2 separate regions of the Homo sapiens genome follow, and region 1 is linked to region 2. A link is a loop called in an ENCODE intact Hi-C map of the cell type or tissue named here. Cell type or tissue: GM12878. All regions are shown on one strand. Each heading gives the region's core, and the rest is flanking DNA. Links, peaks and the distances in the headings are about the cores only. Region 1 overlaps VSNL1 (visinin like 1). Region 2 has its middle 6.4 kb from the start of MSGN1.

Evidence for each region. A loop is a pair of places that touch in the nucleus more often than their neighbours do. Peaks named below come from ENCODE experiments on the same cell type or tissue, not always from the same donor. Only the 100,000 strongest peaks of a DNase experiment are listed, where the experiment ranks them.
Region 1: a loop joins it to region 2, with 2.2 times the contacts of the local background. A loop is called at or near these places in 4 of 110 quality-filtered maps.

What each region holds. Positions count from the first base shown.
Region 1 is chr2:17,653,935-17,662,271 of GRCh38, forward strand. It overlaps VSNL1 (visinin like 1), which reads left to right. Exons shown (of 4, transcript NM_003385.5): 4 at 1,263-3,084. The coding sequence ends at 1,460. Among named protein-coding and RNA genes, the nearest start is that of SMC6, 96 kb to the right of the region's middle. RefSeq lists an enhancer at 4,319-4,408. In GM12878, for the core only: no CTCF peak of the experiment used is centred there; DNase peaks (open chromatin) are centred at 4,607 and 4,677; H3K27ac peaks cover 2,130 bases.
Region 2 is chr2:17,818,732-17,827,068 of GRCh38, forward strand. No RefSeq gene overlaps it. Among named protein-coding and RNA genes, the nearest start is that of MSGN1, 6.4 kb to the left of the region's middle. RefSeq lists enhancers at 3,390-3,439, 3,510-3,559, 3,610-3,659. In GM12878, for the core only: no CTCF peak of the experiment used is centred there; no DNase peak of the experiment used is centred there; H3K4me3 peaks cover 964 bases; H3K27ac peaks cover 1,771 bases.

The DNA.
Region 1 (8,337 bases), core at 178-8,177, 160 kb before region 2:
TTTGGCTCCCTTTCTGGGCATTTGACACAAATGGAATCACATAACATGTGGCCTTACATGTCTGGCTTCTTTATATTTTTGAGATTTATCCATGCTGTAGCATATTCATTCTCTTTTGTTGCTAAAATAGTATATATTTTTTTACCGTATAGCTGTATCCTATTTGTTTACAGTTGATGAGCACTTGTGTCATTTCCACATTTTGGCTATTAATAATACTGCTATGAATGTTCTCATGCAAGTCTTTGTATAGATGGGCATTTATTTTTAAAGCACTTTTCTAAGAAAGGAAATAATTTATACTTTGGAAATTTCATATCAAGAATTAATTGTATACAGTTAGTTGGTCTGGATAATTGAAATCTTCTCACTCTATTCTTTAACTTATAAACAGAGTCCCTGCTCCACAACTCTCCCTAAACTAACTTCTTGCAGAGTTCAATTTTAATGGTACAACTGGCTTGGTTGTCTTACTAGATTCTAAGTTTCTAATCAGTTGGCCCCACAATTCTTCTTTTCCTAAATCCCCAAGGCTAGTGCTTTTTGACTGTTTCCTGCACCTAGATGCAGAATGTTTAAAACTGAGCCCATCATGTTCCTCCCTGAACCTATTCCTAATCCATTATTTCTAATCTCACCATTGAGCCACCCTTTCTAACCACTTCCTCCAGCCAAAAACCTGGAAGCCACCCCAAATTCTTCTATATCCAGTTGGTCACAAGGCTCACCCATATTTGATTATGTCATCTCTTATTCAATAGCATTTAAGGACTTATTTGAAATAAAGTTAAATTCTTTATCTTATCCTAGGAAAACTCGGTGATCTGCTTCTCATTTCCCTCTCTCCAGCTTCATCTTTCAACACTTCACCTGGCCCTCCCTCCTACTGCCCCTTGCCCCACATCCCACGCTCCAGCAGCTAAAGCTTTTTCATTTGATCAGTATTTATTGAGACCTGTGATGTGCCAGGCATCATACCAAGCCCTGGACTTACAGGAGCACGTGCTTCCTAGCTCCATAGAACATACTCTTTAGTGGGGAAGACAAAGCAGTTATTTTAATAAAGGTGAGATGTATTCTGTTGGGGGAAATGGTATGGGTTGTCACAGAAACTTGCAGCACAAGGAGTGAAACTCCTCTGGGGAAAGGGAAGCTGAGGCTTGGAGGATGGGTGGGATCCCGTCAGGTGAAAGGGAGGCAAGAAGAGCTCTCTGTCCTCCTGGGTTTCTGGTAATATCACCTACAATGCTTTTTTCCCCAAGGCTATCTACAAAATGGTAGGCACTGTGATCATGATGAAAATGAATGAGGATGGCCTGACGCCTGAGCAGCGAGTAGACAAGATTTTCAGCAAGATGGATAAGAACAAAGATGACCAGATTACACTGGATGAATTCAAAGAAGCTGCAAAGAGCGACCCTTCCATTGTATTACTTCTGCAGTGCGACATCCAGAAATGAGCTGATGTCAATGCTATGGACTGCACAAAAGTCTCAATGTTCCATTCAGTCTGCAGCTATTCACACACACACACACACACACACACACACACACACACACACACACAAATATTGCTTGGACTACCTATAAATGGACTTGCTTCTTGTGTTTGAAACACTCGTGTGCATGAGAATGTCATTTGCTAATGAATTTTAAAAGCATATATAAAACAAAACAAACAACCTGCCACAATGTGATATGTGTAATATCATTTCATAAAAATCCCTCTTCCTCCAAAGCCTGGGCAGAAATGTGCTGCAAAGAGTTATATGACTTCTTGTTCATGTTTTGCTAATGCTCGTATCTCCTTGATTACATAATGTTAGTAGCACTGAGACCCCCATGGTAATGTAACTTAATTATAAGCTATGTCACTACCCTCCTGTAAAATACTATTGGACAGACACAGAGGGACCCTTGGCTCCTGTGTCTGGTCCACACACCACAGAAGCTTGTATTATCAGTGAATATAAATGTACTACATTTGCATGCCTTTTGGGTTTGCCTTAATTCTTACCTCATTTGCATCCTATCGATCTGGAAAGAGCTGTTTTGGATGAATGCAGTATAAAATGTAAAAACCCTGCTAAATGACTTATTGATTAAGTATATCTATCTATATATACATATACACAAAGATATTATTTATCGAAAGTAAAAAAGATGGAAGTGTATTGGTTTCTGTTTGAATTTTCAAAGGCTTCCAATGTGGTGGCAATAAATGTCCCAAATAAATTTATAACAATTGATTTTCCCCCTAATTCTTATTTTATAATTTTAAAATTGCAGCAGTTGCTAGCAACAACTTACTAAATCTACTCTTAAATATACAACTTTGGAATTTGAAGAATTAATGACAACAAAAGGGAAAAAAGCAACTTTCCAACTTTTCATCCAGGCTCCCAAAAGAGGGACAACGAACATGGCATGTGAAAAGTAAAACAGATTTGTTCATTCCGAAAAAAAAATGTTCATTCTATGACAATAAATTTTATCTCAGTGTGACTTTGGTGCTAACAACGTATGTTCAGTGCAACTACGTGGAGCTGTGCACACACAGCAGGTAGGCTGCAGGTGTCCCCCAACATAAGTCAGTAGGAAAGAAGACATCTGTCTTCCCAAATCTAAAGTAGGCAAAAAATAACAGAAGTAGCTATTTTTAATAACAGAACAGAACTCTGACTCTTTTGATCTTGAAGGAGGCAGAAGAGATTCCATCAAAACCTCTAAAAGCAGGTTTGCATTTTCAGAACATGCCCCCCTAGAGAGTTGAGTTTTTTACACAGCACTACCCGGTAGTACTTTCTCTGATGATGGGAAGGTCTACATCTGCACAGCACGCTAGCTATAACTGCACATATGGCTACTGAGCACTTCAAGTATGGCTAGCGTGACTAAGGAACTGAATTTTATACTGTAATTAAGTGTAATTTGCCACATATAGCTAGTGGCTTTAGTAACAGACAGTTTAGTGCTATATTATTTATTCAAGTACTTTTTATCAAATTCGTTTTTTACCGAATTCGTTTTTTACCATTCTTTATTTGTCTTAGGATCATTACATAACACTAAACTAGGGTCTAATGATTCTATTCATTCATTTAACAAGAAATGGTGACCTCATTACAAACACTTAGGACACCAGTGGTCCTGAAACACTGATAGAACCAAAATTCTGCCCTGACAAGATAGTCCTACAAGTGAATAGAATGTCCTAATACCCTTCACCCTTGTGCATGTTGAGCCCAAACTGTAGGCAGGGAGAGATCAGGGAGGCTCAGTACATCTCAAGACTCCTTCCTCACTAAGTGAGGACGGGTAGGTGAGGAGATGTGGACTGCTTCAGAATGGCACCCGGTTAAACCAGGCCCTGAGTAATTCATTCATAACAATTCTTCACTGGTCACCTACTGTGCACCTAACATCATTCTTGTGTGGAGAGGGATACACACTAAATACACACACAGACAAATGGCGAATTATAATACCTATGAAGAAGAGCAGGGCAGGATAACAGGGAGGAGAGGGATGGGATACTTTGGTGGCCCTTCCCTATAGGCTGGTGAGGTGACATCTGAAGAAAGAACTTCGTGAAACGAAGTGAACTGTATCTGGGGCGCTTATGGAAAACAAACCCTCTAGCAGACTCACTGGTTGTTTTTATAAATAAAATGTAGAAGCTGGGCCAGCAAGCAAGCATCTTGTTATTTGCCTAAGTCCCTGCTGTTGTAAGAGTGTGGACTGGTGCAGTGATCCTGGAGAGATGGCCAGCAGCGGGTAGCTAGAAGTATACTATTCCCTCTGTCCCAGCATTCCCACTCCAGGTGTATTATCCCAAGAAACTCCCACTGAGGGCTATAAGAGGACATATCCAAGGATGGTTGCGAGGTGGGTATCGGAGGCAATCTAGCGGTTTGTTGCTAGAGAAACAGGTAAGGAAAATACGGTGGATACACCCTATGGCATACTACACAGCAGCTGGAAACAACAGACTGATGGACACAGGGACAGGGACATTTAAAAAATGCTGAATGGGGGGAAAAAGAGCAAAATATATTTCCCAGTGTTATAATCATACATAAATGAAAAGATGCATTCTCACAAAAGAACTCTAAGGTCACATAAAATAAAAGGAAATACCATATTATAATGGTTTCTATAGGATTGGGTGGTGATGGGAGTGGGTTCAGTTATTACTGCTCCATAACAACCTACCCCCAAACCTAGTGGCTTAAAATGAAAACAATCATTTTATTATTCTTCCTGGCTTCTGTGGGCCAGAAAATTGAAAAGGAAGGGCTCAAATGGATGATTCTGCCTCATGGTCTCTCATGCAGTTGCAGTCAGGTGGCAGCTGGAGCTGAAATGGGCCTGGAGCAGCTGGGGGCTGATTGGGGATTTCTGCGCTTGCAGTCTCAGGAGGAGTCATACTACTTACAAAGGGACTCTGGTCTCCAGCACAAGTATTCATGCAAAGTCGGAAGTTTCATCACCTTTTCTGACCTAGCCTCTGAAGTCACGAAGTATCACTTCCACAGTATTCTACTGGTAACAAGAAAGCCGCTAGCCCATCCACATTCAAGAAGGGAATCAGACTCCATCTCTTGATGGGGTGAGGCAAGGTTCTAGACGAATTATGTGGCATAAAAGATACTGTTGCCATCATCTTTGGAAAACAATCTGCTACAGTCTACCTTGTGGCCACAGTTCACATCCTTTCCCATGCAAGATTGTTCATCCCCTCCCAAGAAACCACAAAAGTCTCATACCATTACGACTTCAGGGTCAGGCTTGAGGCCCAAGATCTCATCATATAAAGCTCCTCAGATGTGGTTCTTCAATTATAGCACACTGAGTCACATTCTTCATGATCCAAAGGCTTGTGAAAGAGAGAGAGAATTATCTCCTCTCTTCCCTTCCACATGCAATATGCAATGGTGGTACAGGCTTAGAATAACCGCAATAGACACACTATCCAAAAACGGGGAAAGGGAAAGCACATGGCAATCTCTGGTCTATGGCAGTTCTGAAATTCCAGCCAGGTACACCCTGTAAGGTCCTTGACTAGGGTTTGGTCCTACTCTCTGGGGTTTTTTCTCCATGATTCTTCGCTCTGCTTTCTGTGTTTGTTTCTACCCTCTGGGCCATCCTTTCTTTTTCATTAAAAAAAAAAAAAATTGTGTTTACAGCTGAGTAGTTTTCTCAGTCTACTGCCTGCCTATACAATTCCAGGAGTAGAAAGACTCTTCATTTTGCACTGTCTCTTTGTCTTTCGGTCTAAGCTGACATTCTTTTAAAAACCTTATGGGTTTCTCAAGTGTCAGTTTATGAAATCCACTCCATTAGCAGAGGCTCATTGTGAGAACACCCCTAATAATCAGAGAAGCCCTACTGTTTAATGGAGGGAACCTGAAAGGCACATCTTTAGAAGGCAGACTGCTGCCTGTCTGAAAAGGTCTAAAAATACTGCCTTACATCTTTCTGAGGTCCTCACAGAGGATCTTACAGTCCCATCCTGGATTGGACTTTTGCACTGAAGCCATTTTGTATTTGAAAATCAGTTTTCCCCTTGAAGAGAGTCTGGGAATGAGAAATAGTCTCACCTCCTTTATATGCAATTGCTTTTCTTCATTCATCTCTCTTCTCACATTGTGTCACAGGCAGCAAAGAGCAGCCAAGGGGTCCTTTTCATACTGTGTCTAGACATCTGCTTGGCTAGATCACCTTACTTATTGGGTACATCTCCTATTTTCCATGTTACCATGGCATCAGTATTGCCAAACACCTTTTCTCCCACTCTCAATTCCTTCAGCTCTCCCCAAAAATATCCTTGAGACTTCAGGCCTCTGCTAACAGCTTCTGCAAGGCCCTTTAGATTCATGCACAGTCTCGAGGCCCTTCCACCGAGTGCCACATAGCTTATTTTTATTTTGGTACTTATACTTCCAGATACCAGTTACTATCACTGTATAACAAATCACTACAAAGTTTAGTGACCTAAAATGATGACTGAATTATCTCTGAGTTTTTGTGGGCCATGAATTCTCAAATGATTCACTTGGGCAGCCTGGCTTGGGACCTCTCAGGTAGTTATAGGGAGATGGTGAAACAGAGGGTCTGGAGCAACCGAGGGCTGGCAGGGCATCTCTCGCTGTCCATGCAGCCTCAGGCTTTCTTCAAATGGGCTAGTTTAGGCTTTCTCATTGTGGCCGCCTCAGGGAAGTCGGACTGCCTCCACGCCAGCACAGGGCTCCAGCATGGGTATTCCACAGCTCAAGGCGGGACTTTCATTCCTTTTCATTGCCTTTCTGGCCCAGCCTTGGGAATTACAAAGTATCATTTTCACTGCATTCTGTTGGTTATAAGAGAGTTACAAATCTAACCAGATTAAGAAGAGAATTAGACTCTGTAAGGCAAGGTTCTGGGAGAACATGGGCGGGATTTATCCTTGTGGCCATCTTTGGAAAATACAACCTGTTACAGTGGATAAAGAATGAAGATAAAAGGAAATAAGTGATTGCTGCATGCCCCAGTGCTGAAGGTAGCCATTAGCTGATGTGCACATTTAACTAAACCCTCTGCGACTGAGTTCCATTTAAACACACATTGTATCTCAGCAACCTGAATCCTCGCTGACCTTGATATCCTAACCAGCTACTGCGGTTCCTTCAGAAAGGACTAACTGCGGGCTTCCTTTAATCAACTGGGCCTGGGTTCTACTGGTTCTAGCTTACACTCAACTGCCATTTTAATTACCATGTTAATTAGCTGTTTAAGCCCTGCTGCTGTTCTGAAGGGAAAAGGCTCCCAGGTGTCTTTTTTATTTTTTTCACAGAGTCTTGCTCTGTCACCCAGGCTGGAGTGCAGTGGCACAATCTCAGCTCGCTGCAACCTCCACCTCCTGGTTCAAGAGATTCTCCCACCTCAACCTCCCGAGTAGCTGGGATTACAGGCATATGCCACCACGCCTGGCTAATTTTTGTATTTTTAGTAGAAACAGGGTTTCACATGTTGGCCAGGCTGGTCTCAAACTCCTGACCTCAGGTGATCTGCCCACCTCAGCCTCCGAAAGTGCTGGGATTACAGGCGTGAGCCACCATGCCTGGCCAACCCCCCAAGTGTCTGATTTTCTATACTTTGTCTAGCCTCAACTCTTTCTGCATTTAGAAGTCCTAAGTTTCCATATTTCCTCTCATTCTGTAAATAACTCTTAACTATTTTAAAAGGGAAATCATACTGCTTTAAGGCCTCATTTTTCCTGTAATTCATTCATTCAGGGTTACAGTCTCTGGATGAATATAAACTAGTTTCTTAGAGTCCAGATGCTTATTTCTTCCACACGGTTGGAAATCACATCAAGAAGTAAAGCACAGGCTTAAAAAGACATCTTCAGAGAGCCTCACGGCAAAGGATGTACAGGGGTCTAGCAAGAAATGGTCAATCAGAGCTTCTAAGTAAAATGAGAAACTGTTTCCTGAGCTTCTTTTTCGAAAACAATTAAGTTTCCCACATAGTTTGGGCATGCAATTTGAATTTTTTCCCAGCATTTTGCAGGTCTTCAGTATCCTAAGTTATATTATTATTTTCCAAGTTCTTACATTTACCAATGTAAAGTTACCCATCAAGTAGGTGATTAACTAGCTGGTTAGTATTCACACAGTTACCTCAAGGTTGCATACTCAGCCCAGAGCTTTCATCTCTCCACAGGGCAGTCTGTTACTCCCTCCACTTCTGCATTGTTCCTGCCTCTGTGAATGAATCATTATTCATCCAGCTATTTAGGCCTCAGGCCCCAAGAAAATTATCCTTGATTCCTCTCTCACAACTCCAGTATTCTCATCGGGAAGTCTTGCTGCCTCTCTATTTCAAATCTGAATGTTTCTGTCTCCACCACCTTAGTCCAAGTCACCATGACCCCTTACCTGGACCACTGCAAGTCTCCAAATTGCTCATACTCTTTCCATGTTTGCTCCACTTTAATCTATTCACACAGCAGCCAAAGGATTCTTTTAAAATGCATACACCAGGTCTGTTACTTACCATAATTTTAGGGCCTCCAATGATCTCGGTCTGCCTACCTCTGAAGTTCACCCCCTACCAATCCTCCTTCCTCACTAAGCTCTATCAACACTGGCCTTACAATTCCTAGACATGAAGTTCATTCTTATCTCAAGCCCCACGCACTCATTTCTTCTGCCTGGAAGCTTTGCCTTGCACATTTTCCTCCTCATGGCTTGTTCTATCACTTGTTTCAGGCCTCTGCTCAAATATTGCCTTCTGTAGCCTTGACACTCCATTCAAAATACTGGCCGGGTGCGGTGGTTCATGCCTGTAATC
Region 2 (8,337 bases), core at 9-8,008:
TTAAGTTATTTTCAGGTTTTTTATGACAAAAATGCTATAACAAAGGTTATAGACAACTAGCTTTATCTACTGATGTGTTCATTAGCTTGAAAAATTCCCAGAAATGGGATTATTGGATCAGAGTATGCACATTTTAAATTTTAATAAATAATGTTATGTCACTTCTATAAAAGTTTGTAGTTATGTATACTCCTCCTAGTATTATGTGACAGAACCAGTTGCCCCACATTTTCATTGGATACTATCAATTTTATGAATTTTTAATGGATAAAAATTGTTCATTGTTGTGTTAATTTTAACTTCCCTGTCTGTCATTTGAGGTGGAGCGTCTTTATTTTATGTGACCATTGTTCATTTTGGTTCCTCTTCTAAAACTTGCTAGTTTATAAATTTGCCATTTTTCTATTGCTTTATCTTCTTGTTAATTTGAGAGAGTTCTTTGTATATTATGTACTGGAATATTTCCTTCCAATCTTTTTATATTGTATTCTTTTTTCTTTTTTATTGATGCATAATATTTATTCATATTTATAGGGTACATTTGATATTTTGTTACATGCATAGAATGTGTAATGGTGTAATGATCTAGTCAGGGTATTTAGGTATTCATCACCTTGAATATTTATCATTTCAGGACTATTTCAAGTCCTTGCTTCTAGCTATTTTGAAATATACAATTCATTGTTGTTAATTATAGTCACGCTACTCTGCTATCTAACACTAGAATTTATTTATCTATCTAACTCTATGCTTATATCCATTAACCAACCTCTCTTTATCCCCTACCCACCCCTCCCGCCACCCACACTCCCTTCCCAGCCTCTGTTTCCTATCATTCTACTCTCTTTTTCCTTTCTTTTTTTCACTCTGTTGCCCAGGCTGAAGTGCAGTGGTGCGATGATAGCTCACTGCAGCCTCAAATTCCTGGGCTTAAGCGATCCTCTTGCCTCAGCCTCCTGAGTAGCTGGAACTATAGGTATGTGCCCCCATGCCTGGCTGATTTTTGTATTTTTTGTAGAGCATGTTGCCCAGGCTATCATTCTACTCTCTACCTCCATAAGATCAAGTTTTTTTAGCTCTCACATATGAGTGAGAACGTGCAATATTTATCCTTCTGTGCCTGGCTTATTTTACTTAACATATTGACCTCCAGCATATTTGTTTTGATGATGTCTTTTTTTCTTTTTTTCTGAGACGGAGTTTCACTCTTGGTGCCCAGTCTGGAGTGCAATGGCGTGATCTTGGCTCACTGCAACCTCCGCTTCCCAGGTTCAAGCAATTCTTCTGCCTCAGCCTCCCAAGTAGCTGGGATTACAGGGATGTGCCATCACGCCCAACTAATTTTGTATTTTTAGTAGAGATGGTTTCATCCTGTTGGTCAGGCTGGTCTCCAACTCCTGACCTCAGGCGATCTGCCCACCTTGGCTTCCCAAAGTGCTGGGATTACAGGCGTGAGCCACTGCGCCCGGTGATGATGTCTTATGATCTTGATTATGGCATCATTTTTTTTGAAGCTTTTCATTTTTATATGATCAAATTTGGTTTTTGTTTCATGGCTTATGTGTTTTTCTCCCTTGCTTAATTTTCCCCAGTTCCAAGGTTGTCCAAGTGTTCTCTTGATGTTTTGTAAATACTCTTACAGTTTTATTATTTATTTATGGGTCTTCAAAATACCTTTAATTCATTTTTGTCTATAGTGTGTGGAAGGAATCTAATTTTATTTCTGTGTAGCTTGTCATCAAGGATTGGTGGGTGGTGGTGAGGCACAGTTGCTAAGATGTCATTCTATGTATATAAACTTTCATCAGCTTCTCATATATTTGGTGTTTTAGAGAAAAAGCTAGAAAACATTGAACAATATGAAGACTTTCTCCAAGGAACTTTATCACATACATGTACAGGTGTTCATGTGAGAGCGTATGTGTGTGCACATATATACGTATTTGTTCACCTATGTATGTGTTCATGCATGTGTATGTGTGGGTTGTGTTTTTTGTGTTGGAGAAGGAGGAGGGTATTGGGGTAAGGGAGAACCAGCTGTTCTAAAAATCAACTTTCGGTTCAAATGCTATTTTCCTCACCGTTTTTAAATGAGTGGGACTCAAATGCTCTTGGCTTTGATTTTTCAAGCTCAAGTATTAACAATGGTTTATAAATAGCTTGGGCAATTTTGGTTGTCCTGGGCACCAAATACTGTGAATGAATTAGGAGGTATTTCCTGTCCTCAGTTTCAAAATATCCCTTAATGTCACAGACTCACCTATTAGCTGGGTATGCCCTCAGGACTTCTAAGGGACCCACTAGAGGGTAGGTGTCTGCAAAACCAGGAGAAGATGGCAGCTTCCTGGGAGGGGTCCTGTGGCCCAGAGCCTTGTCTCACCCACACCCCCTTCCTAGCCTCTGTTATCTATCATTCTACTCTCTTTTCCCACTGAGTCCTTCCCAGATTGCCAGGCTGCAACCACAACTGCTGTACACGATAGGCAGCTGTATATGAGTGTTTGACTCCTGCCAGTCCCCAGTGGAGTCGCCTCCCTTATCGGGAGGATAGCTGGAATAGGTCCCTCAATCCTCCAGGGAGTGTTTCAAAGCATCTGGCCTGGGCAAAGCTCAAGATTAGGAATAAGTTATTTCTGGTGCTTGGACAGGGAAAGGGTTGCAGAACCACAGTTCACATATGCCTACTCTGGTCAGTACTTCTACATTTATTATTTCATGTAACTCTCCTAACAACCCTAGGAGATGGGCATTATTTGTATTTTGAGGACCAGGAAATAAGTTTAGGCCAGTTAAGCTATGCAAAGCCACTTGGTCAGGTAGGGGCACATGTCTAATTAGTTAGCTAGTGAGTTCAGCTCTAACTCCAAACTTCAGGTTACTTCCCTCAGTCATGTCGCCTTCTTTTCTAGCTCACTCTGATGATGGCCTAGGCAAAGGGCTTGGCAGTGGGAGAGCATTCTAAACAAATGCTCACTCTTGGAGCCTCTCCACTTTTTCTCTGCTTCCCTACCTCTGGGCCCTCATCTTTCACCATCTGAAGCATTTCAGAAGGGACTATTTGTCTTGACCTTTAAATTATTTCCCTTTGAACTCCTGCCTCCACCCTGAATATTTTCTTAGAAATTCTCTTCACTTCCTCTGCTGGCGCCTAGAGTCTTTCTTAATCTGCAGAGGAAATCTGTCTTCTGTTCATTTGTGTTCAGTAAAGTGTTCCACAATTCACACCGGGCTGAGGTTTTTTTGTTCTGCTTGTAGTTTCTGCCACATTAGCTAATTGGGAGAGAGGCAAGGGAGAGAGGCCAAATCAGGGGTGGAGGGATTCTCTGCAAATTGTCAAGTCCACAGAATTACCCTTACATTAAAACCGTTGCTTTTTTTAAGCAACAGCAAAATAAGATGGGTAAGCAAATGCACTTGGGCTTCTAAGGTTATTACAATGGCTCAGTATGCTAGGTGCCTACACCAGGGTGTCATTAGATTCCTCTGACAATTCCTACACACTCCAGGCTGCAGGAGGAGCCTTGACTCTGTGGGCTCAGCCCACGCTGGCCAGACAGGAACCAGAGCCTGGTTCACTCCTTTCGCCCTCCTGCTAGGAACCTGAGACAGTCTCTCTCTTGCCAGTAAAACAGTGAAGCTGAAGCAGTGTCCTTCTTAGAGCAGCCTGGAAGGTCTTGATATTTTGGTCCCAGAGAGACCCTTGAATTCCGAGGAAGAAGAAAGCAGAAAAACTTCTGAGAAGGCTGGAGAAAAAAGACAATTATTTGTTTGTCTCTTGAGTTTGCCAACTATTGACCTTCTCTCCATTAGTTACGTTCTTCTCCACATGAATGCTACTGACTCGTGTTTCTTTTCATTAAATTAAGTGGGGAAGCCTGGCAGGGCTGGAGGTCAGGTCGCTGATGAGATAGAAGTATATTTAGAAAGCACAGCCATGGGCTGTTTCCAGTCCAGTAAACAGCAGTGTGGAACTGTCATCTGAGGTGTCAAGGCTCAGTGCCAAGGCCTCTATATGTGTTTTCTGCTTTAATCTTGATAGCTAATGCTACACAATAGCTAATATTAGCCCATTTTATAAATAAATAGGCTGAAAGAAAAAAAGTAATTATGTGCCCAGGGTCACATAATTGGGTGCAGAGCCCAGAGCCCAGAGCCCAGAGCCCAGAGCCCAGGTCTGCCTTTTTTTTTTTTTTTTTTGAGATGGGGTTTCACTCTGTTGCTCAGGCTGGAGTGCAGTGGTACAATCAAAGCTCACTGCAGCCTCAAACTTTTGGGCTCAAGCAATCCTCCTGCTTCAGTCCCCTGAATAACTGGGACTACAGGCACATGCCAACATGCTCGAATAATGCCTGACCCATTTCTTTAACAATACTAAGTCTATGGAACAGAAATGCAGCGGTGAACAAACAACAGAAAAGTTTCTACGTTTGTCTTTCCCCCGTCTATGCTCTCATCTGAAGAAGCTTTGTATTTGGTGTCCAAACATCTTATTAGGATTTCTATAAATGAGAGCATATTTTACATTGTGATACCCTTTACACTTTCTTCCCACATGGTATGGAACATGAATATTCTTTCATTCTCTCTGGCTCTGTCTATACTGGGTCTGTCTTTATGTTGGTTTAGAGATTACAAAGTATTTCCCATATGTTATCCTATTTAATTCTTACCTATACTTCACTATATATGAGGTTAAATGGAGATTGCTATGACCATTTTACAAATGAGATTAAGGTTTAGCATGACCTAATATCATAACTATTAGAGCTGGCACCAGAATCCAAGTTTTTAAACTTCTAATCAGGTTCCCAAGATTTTCCTGGGAAAACGTAAAAATGCTCTAAACTCTGCCCCCAAAGGGATCCTCAAAATGTGCTCCATGGTACATTTCTTTTTCTTTCTTTCAAGACAGGGTGATATGGCTTGGCTGTGTCCCCACCTAAATCTCATCTTGAATTGTAGCTCCCATAATTCCCACATGTCCTGGGAGGGACCTGGTGGGAGGTAATTGAATCATAAGGGCGGGTTTTTCCTGTGCTGTTCTTATGATAGTGAATAAGTCTCACAAATTCTGATGGTTTCATAAAGAGGAATTCCCCTGCACGTGCCCTCTTGCCTGCTGCCATGTAAGACATATCTTGCTTTCTTTCCCTTCACCTTCTGCCATGATTGTGAGGCCTCCCCAGCCATGTGGAACTGTGAGTCAATTAAACCTCTTTCTTTTATAAACTACCCAGTCTCCAGTGTTTTTTTTTTTTTTTTTCTGAGACAGAGGCTTGCTCTGTCACCCAGGCTGGAGTTCAGTGGCGCGATCTCAGCTCACTGCAAGCTCTGCCTCCTGGGTTCACGCCATTCTCCTGCCTCAGCCTCCTGAGCAGCTGGGACTAAAGGCGCCTGCCACCATGCCTGGCTAATTTTTTGTATTTTTTAGTAGAAATGGGGTTTCACCTTGTTAGCCAGGATAGTCTCGATCTCCTGACCTCGTGATCCGCCCACCTTGGCCTCCCAAAGTGCTGGGATTACAGGCGTGAGCCACTGCGCCCGGCCTCGAGTGTGTTTTTATTAGCAATGTGAGAAAAGACTAATACACAGGGTCTCGCTCTGTCTCCGACTGGAATGCAGTGATGCGATCAAGGCTCACTGCAGCCTTGGTCTCCTGGGTTCAAGAGGTCCTCCCACCTCAGCCTCCTGAGTAGCTGGGACTACAGGTGCACCAACACGCCTGGTTAATTTTTTTATTTAAAAGATATATTTTTTTTTACTTTCTTTTTGAGACTGAAGGAAATAATGTATACAGTGGTCCATCTCCAAGACAAAGTGCCTTGAATCGGCTTAGGTCAGCAAACTACAGAAGAAACAGGATATACAAGGCCCCTGCTTGGATAGTCGATGCCTACTTGTTGGCTTTCCCCTTCTTCCCCTCTCTGCTCCCCATTAGTTGCCCTTACCCAAACCAAAAAAAGTTTAGTTTAAAAGTTTACTAGCCTGCAAAATAGCTAATTTTGTCTGTTCCTATCAGCCTGCCCAGCTACTTAGGTCATAAGTCAAATACTTGAAAAGCCCCTAAGCTAACTAGAATTGCAATGCATTGTGGGCTGCAACAAAATGCAGCAAGACAACCCTAAAAACAAACAAACAAACAAACAAACACGCCTAAAGCCACTATGCAACAATCAATAGGTGACATCTGGGAAGATCGTGACCCCATAGTACTCAGCCTATGAGGAACCAGGGGAGGGACCTGTGCAGTAGGGGATAAATTGCTTGTTGAAATTGTGCTGGGTGTGCCTGCTCATCAGACACCTGATCTTGCAAGACCATCATTAAAAGTCTCACTTTCGCTGTTCTCCAGGTCTCTAAGTCCATTCTTTGGGTTTGGACAGGTGACTTTGTTTCTCACAAGACAAGTTCTCACTCTGTTGCCCATGCTGGAGTGCAGTGGCATGATCACAGCTCACTGCAGCCTTGACTTCCCAGGCTCAAGTGATCTTCCTACCTCAGCCTCCCAAGTAGCTGGGACTACAGGTGAGTGCCACCATGCCTGGCTAATTTTTGTATTTTTTGTAGAGATGAGGTTTTACCATGTTGCCTAGACTGGTCTCGAACTCCTGGGCTCAAGGGATCTGCCTGCCTTGGCATCCCAAAGAGCTGGGATTACAGGCATGAGCCACTGTGCCTAGCCAATTTTTTAATTGTATTTTTGTAGAGATGGGGTCCCACTATGTTGCTCAGGCTGGTCTTGAACTCCTGGGCTCAAGCAGTCCTCCCACTTCAGCCTCACAAAGTGCTGTGATTACAAGCGTGGGCCTGTTCTTCAGGGAGGACTTTGCATTGAACCTTCCTGAATTTTGAATCTAGTTAGTATGCACAGGTTAAATAATCAACGTCTTCATGTAGTGTAGTGTAGTGGAAATAGAAACCCCTTGAACAGAATTTTATTCCCCTTCACAATTCAAGAATTTGCATCCCCCAAGAGACCCCTATCTCTACTTTTACTGCATGTTTAATTTACTTCCTAAAAGAGAAAGTGATACTATTTAAATAATTTAAGTTCCAAGGATATTAGCCAACATCAAAAGACCTGATATGTTCTGTGGAGTGCTGAGAGACAGGCAGTGGGCTGAGGACCCAATCACTGCAACAAAGAATAAAGAAACATGATGATGGTAGGAGCTGCAAGACCAGAAAAGGGGGACAGGGAAGAAAATTGAGTCACATCTCAGCCTTGACTCTTCCAGTGGGCCTGGCATGGTGCTGTGCTGGATAAAGAGTTGCAGAGATGAGATGCTCACAGCCAAATGAGGGAGACACAGGTAAAGACATGACAGGAACCAATGCTCCCTGCAGGACTCAGGGAAAGCCTCACACAGAAGGAGGCTCTCGAAGTTGACCTCTGGGCACCTGAGGGAGCCAAAGGCATCCTCAGCTGAGGAAACTGCACTTGCAAGAGTGTGCAGGTCCAAAAAGGTTCCAGGGCTTGGGGCATCACATGGGCTGGTTTGGCTGGCACAGAGTGAGTTTGGAGGAGCAGGGAAAGGAGGGTTATGAGCAAGAGGAGTGTGAAGCTGGGGGCTTGAATAGCCTTCAAGCTGGGGAGAAGCTGACTCTCAACCTGAGAGAAGCCCCTCGCTCACTGGCTAACTCAGGTGCTTCTCAGTCTGGGTCCCCATCAACACACCTGCTGTAGGAAATAACATGCATGCAATGAGCAATTAAGATTGTGATCCACATGGCTCAATTAATACTCAAGTTTTTCCTTTCTAATTTTTTTTTTTAGAGAGTCTTGCTCTATTGCCCAGGCTGGAGTGCAATCACTCAATCTTGGTTCACTACAACCTCTGCCTCCTGGATTCAAGTGATTCTCCTGCCTCAGCCTCCCAAGCAGCTGAGATTATAGGCACTCACCACCAAGCCCAGCTAATTTTTGTATTTTTTGCAGAGACAGGCTTTCACCATGTTGGCCAGGCTGGTCTCAAACTCCTGACCCCAAGTAATCTGCCTTGGCCTTCCAAAGTGCTGGGATTACAGGTGTGAGCCACTGTGCCTGTCTCAAGTTTTTGTTTTACTTTTTACACTGTGCTTCTTTATATGTTCATAAAAGGAAACCCTGTCTTTAGCAGTAGCCTTTTCTTCATGTCTTCTTTTCTGAGCTCTGCAAACAATTTCTCCCCATTCTATCTTCATGACTCTCATTATTCACCCGTCACCTTTCCTTAGGTACCTGCACCCCATTGGCCCTGTTCTGCACCACACCTGGTGTCTCAGGCCCTTCCTGCTGCTGCAACAAAATACCCATGACTGGGTAATTTTATAAATAATAGACATTTATTTCTCACA